Linked DNA regions of Homo sapiens: region 1 is linked to region 2. Evidence: read pairs that join two places in POLR2A ChIA-PET (ENCODE). Cell type or tissue: HepG2. All regions are shown on one strand.

Region 1 (2,500 bases), 130 kb before region 2:
AGCAGACAACAGGGCTGGGACTAGGGTGAGGGGTGAGGCATCTAGGGGCAAAACTGAAGGAGACACCTACTCCCAACCCTGCACTTGCAGACTCTGAGAGCGAGTGTCTCATTCAGTATTGTGCTCTAGACTTCTCACCCACCTCCCCCTAATTCTGGCCCTGAAAGAAAATGACAGGCCAGAGGTGAGGGGTGGGTGCTTGTTGAGAAGTGCAGGGGCTGTGGTGGTCCAGGGTGGTTGTTCCCACTCTAGTCTGGGGGTCCTGGAAGACTTTGCAGAGGAAGTGAGCAGTTCAGACTCCTGGGAAAGGAGACACCTCCCCACTCAATCCAACTGATTGCACACCTCTGTCCTGGCCACCTCGCCTTTCCAGACCTGCCAAGGGCAGGGGGGCAACTGCCAGCGCCATGTCCTCCTTTTGCCCCTCTGTGCCCAGGCAGAATAGGCAAAAGGGAGCTGAACATTCTTGCACACGGTGCGGGATGCACACAGACCGGCAGGACGCAGCCGGAGAGGACACGGGGCCCACAGAATCAGTCCTGGCTTGAACATGCTTGTCTGGGAGCGCGTCTGCACACCCTTGGAGGTGGTGTGCCCGGCCTGCGCTACCCAGCAGCCAGTGGGCACTCGGAACAAACCAGGCCATGCCTGGAGGGAGCCTGTCAAGGAGGATAATGAACGCAGGTGTGCACGCTCAGCTGAGCTTTGTCTCTGAGTTGGTTTGCTTACCTCAACGGTTTGTCCCTGTTTGGCGTGTGGCTCTGTTCATAGGTCTGTAACTGTGTCTTTGCCCGTCAGTCTTCCTGTGACCCTGTGCTTTTCTCTCTTTCTCTCTCTCTCTCTGTCCCTGTCTCTGTCCCTCTGTCCCTGAGTGATGTGAGGCCGGGCTGGGGGCAGTCGCAGCCGCGTCCTCTCTTGCCCTCATTGGTTCGCAGCCGCTCCCCCGGGCAGCCGCCGCCAGTCCCGCCCCTCCCCCGAACCCCCGCCCGGGACACGAGCGCGCTCAGAGCCGCCAGAAAGCTCAGTCTCCTGCTCAAAACAGGAGCGCAGCAGCCGGAGGGAGTGGGGACAAGCTCGCTGAACACTGGGCGTCTCGACAGGGACCAGAGCCTGCAGGACTGTTCCGAGACGCTGCGGTGGCGGCGGCGCCGGAGGACGCGGAGGACTCCCTGGCCACCCGCCCTCCGTGCGCTCTGCCACCGGGCGCTCAGCAGAGACCCCGGGCTGCGGCTGCACTTGCTGAGTGCCTCTCCCCGCCGCCGCAGCCCAGAGGCGCCCAGCACCTGGAGCTCACTGGAGCTGAGGGTCCGAGCTGAGCGGGCTGTTGTAAAGCCGAAAGGCGAGTCAGTGACTGGGACCTCTGTCCTGGTGGCGACGGAGAGAAACAGTGAGCCCGAGGGGCGCGGGCACAGAACTGTCCAGCTCCGAGAACTGGGGTCCGCCAGCCGGCGGGGAAAGCAGCTGAGCGCGGAGGCGAGTGAGCGGACGCGTCCCGGGGTCTTTGCAGTCCCCGCCGGCCCCAAGGCACCGACTCTCGGTCAGTTGGGCGCGGCAGGGCGGGAGGGGCGCGCCATGGAGGCGCCGGGTCGCGCCAGTATGCTCCAGGCCAAGTGAAGCGGTCCGGCTGGGGTCGGCGGGACCCGCGGGCCATGTACGGCGACATATTCAACGCCACGGGCGGCCCCGAGGCGGCGGTAGGCAGCGCGCTGGCCCCAGGAGCCACGGTCAAGGCAGAAGGCGCTTTGCCGCTGGAGCTGGCCACTGCGCGCGGTATGAGGGACGGCGCGGCCACAAAGCCCGACCTGCCCACCTACCTGCTGCTCTTCTTCCTGCTGCTGCTCTCGGTGGCGCTCGTCGTCCTCTTCATCGGTTGCCAGCTGCGCCATTCGGCCTTCGCCGCGCTGCCCCACGACCGCTCGCTGCGCGACGCCCGCGCGCCCTGGAAGACGCGGCCGGTGTAGCTTGGGACTGAGCCACGGCCGCCGGGCGCCCCGTCCCGACCTAGCCAAGAGCAGCCAGCTTGAGCCTGGTAGGGAGGGCACGACACCGGGGATCGCTGGCCCCTGGGAACACGGTGCCCTGACCCAAAGACCCTTCCTGAACTAGAGTGGCAACCCGAGAGGAAAGGGAGACCGAGGCGTCGGGAGCCTGTGTAGGGTCTCGATCCCAGTACCTGTAGGTACCGTGATTCTGATCCCCTGGCCAAATCTTTCTTCCTCTGGACAGAGGGTCCAGTCGGGAAACCTTCCCGAAAGACGGCGGTCGGGTCGGGAAACCTTCCTGAAAGACGGCGCGCCAGCCCGTCTTGCTTGCTCGCCGCCTGCTGACTTCCTTACTTTGCACACGGAAGGGGCAGGAACCGCAAGCGTGCAACTAGCCTGGAGCTACCCGTCTGGACTCGCAGGCCCTGTGGCTGTTTCCCACAGCTGCTACGGCCTCTCTTGCTCCTTGACACCGAGGAGGACCCCACTAGGATCCGAGCGTCGTGAACTCACCTGAA
Region 2 (2,500 bases):
GAAGAACAAAGTTGAAGGACTCATACTTACTAATTTTAAAACTTACGCCAAGGCTACAATAATCAAAACAGTGTGGTACTGGCATAAAGACTGACATACAGACCAATGGCATAGAGTAGAGAGCCCAGAAATAAACCCTTGCCTGTATGGTCAAATAATTTTCAACAAGGGTGCTGAGATCATTCAATGGAGAAAGGACAATCTTTTCCCAGCACTGGGTAGCCACGTGGAAAATGGGGTAGCCACATGGAAAACTGGGTAGCCACATGGAAAAGAATGAAGTTGGGCCCTTTCCTTATTTCATATACAAAAATGAACTAAAAATGAATAAAAGGCCTACATGTAAGAACTAAAATTCTTAGAAGAAAACAGGAGAAAAGCTTCATGACATTAAATTTGGCAATGATTTCTTGGACATGACACCAAAAGCACAGGCAATAAAAGAATAAATAAATATTGTGAACTTCATCTAAATTAAAGATGTTTATGCATCAAAGGACACTGTCAACAGAGTAAAGAGGCAACCCACAGAATGGGAGAAAATATTTGAAAATCATATATCTGATAAGGAATCAATATCAGAATACATAAAGAACTCCTAAAATGTAATAACTAAAAAAGAAAAAAAAATTTTTTAAATGGGCAAAGGAATCAAATAGACATTTCTCCAAAGAAGAAATATAAATGACCAATAAGCACATGAAAAGAGGCTCAACATCACTAATCATTAAAAAACAAAACAAAATCAAAACCACAATGAAACATCACTTCACATTCAATAGAATGGTTATTACCAAAAACCAGAAAATAACAAGTATTAGAGAGGATGTGGAGCAACTGGAATCCTTGTGCACTGTTGGGGGGAATGTGACATAGTGCAGCCACAATGGAAACACTATAGCAATTCCCCCCCCTCCCAAATTAAAAATAGAATTACCATATGATTTATCAATTCGACTTCTGGGTATAACCAAACTAATTTAAAAGAGGGACCAAACTAATTTAAAACAGGGACTCTGACAGACATCTGTACACCCACATTCATTGCACCGTTATTCACAAGAGCCAGAAGGTAGAAACAAGCCTAATGTACATCAAAAGATGAGTGAATAAACAAAGTGAGTGGTATATATATGCAATGGAATATTATTCAGCCTCAAAAATGGAGGAAATTCTGACACACACTACAACATGGATAAGCCTTGAAGATATTATGCTAAGTGAAATAAGCCAGTCGCAAAGAACAAATACTGATTCCACTTACATGAAATACCTAGAGAACTCCAATTCATAGAGACAGAAAATAGAACAGAGATTATCAAGGGCAGAAGGGAAGGGAGAATGGGTAGTTAATGTTTAATGGAACAGATCAGTTTTGCAAGATGAAGAGATTGGTTGCACAACAATGGGAAATGTACTGAATACCACTGAATTGTATACTTAAAATAGTTGAAGTGGTAAATTCTATGCCATGTATATTTTACTAAATATAAAATATATATCTGATCATTGCACACCCCTCTCTATCTCCCTCCCCCAACTAAAACCCTCCAGTGGCTTCTCATTGTCTTAAGGATAATGTCTAAAATTCTTAATACTAATTATGATAGTACTTAGCCTATGAGGCCCAGTACAGTCTAGCTCCCAAACCTCTCACCAGAGGAATTGTCTCTCTTCTCTCTAGCCACACAAAACTCTCTCACATTTTCTCAGAGCCTTTATGACACTGTTCTTCAGACTGAATTCTCTTCCCCACCCTCTTCATTCTTCAGGTCTCAGTGACCTCCATCGCCTCCCCAAGTGATGGGGAGCTCCAGCACTGCAGGGACTGTTAGGGCCTGCATGGGTGACAGGGTGTAGCAGCTCCAGGGAGCCTCCTCTAACAGGCCTGAGGCCAGAGCTCCAGCTGCTGCCTTCCACCTCCAGGTCCTGGAGTCCTCTCCCCAACCACAAGTGGGTGTGCTGTGCCTGTTTTCTCTGCCTAAGGCTGTGTCTTCGGTTTCCCATGCAGGGGTGTGTGTGCATGCATGCATGTGTGTGTGTGTGTGTGTGTGTGTGTGTTTGTGTGTGTGAATGAATGTGCGTGTGTATAGAGGTTGTCCCAGACTCCTCCCCTCTCCACCCACCACTTATTCTCTGGGCTGGCTCTCTGGCTTTCTGGAATGGATGAGTTTCTTTCCCTGCCAGATAGGGATGGCCCAAGGTGGCCTCATTTGACTTCTCTGGACAGGGCTTCGGGCCCATCCCTCATTCCATGACTTTCTCTCCTGGCTTTGAAAAGAGTTCTGAGCATAATATTCCAGGCATCTCTTCTAAGAGCATAACACTGAATTATGCTTTCAAGCACAGAGGTATTTTCCTCTCTTTTTTTCCAGACATGAGTTCTGGGGCACTCGTGGCTATTGCTAATTCTTAATGCCCTGGCACCATAGAAACAAGTTATGTTCTAGGCTGTGCAAGCAGAGACCTGGCCTGCAGGGGCTTCTCTGGAGGGTAGGGG

Evidence for each region. Peaks named below come from ENCODE experiments on the same cell type or tissue, not always from the same donor. Only the 100,000 strongest peaks of a DNase experiment are listed, where the experiment ranks them.
Region 1: POLR2A ChIA-PET joins it to region 2 with 5 read pairs; 1 of 35 experiments calls an interaction of 5 or more read pairs at or near these places.

The regions. Positions count from the first base shown.
Region 1 is chr5:136,191,674-136,194,173 of GRCh38, reverse strand. It overlaps SMIM32 (small integral membrane protein 32), which reads left to right and starts at 1,012. Exons shown (of 1, transcript NM_001350994.2): 1 at 1,012-2,500. The coding sequence starts at 1,650. The coding sequence ends at 1,961. RefSeq lists enhancers at 541-1,058, 1,215-2,129. In HepG2, no CTCF peak of the experiment used is centred here; no DNase peak of the experiment used is centred here; H3K4me3 peaks cover 1,114 bases; H3K27me3 peaks cover 746 bases.
Region 2 is chr5:136,066,471-136,068,970 of GRCh38, reverse strand. No RefSeq gene overlaps it. Among named protein-coding and RNA genes, the nearest start is that of TGFBI, 39 kb to the right of the region's middle. In HepG2, a CTCF peak has its summit at 1,903; DNase peaks (open chromatin) are centred at 1,300 and 1,970.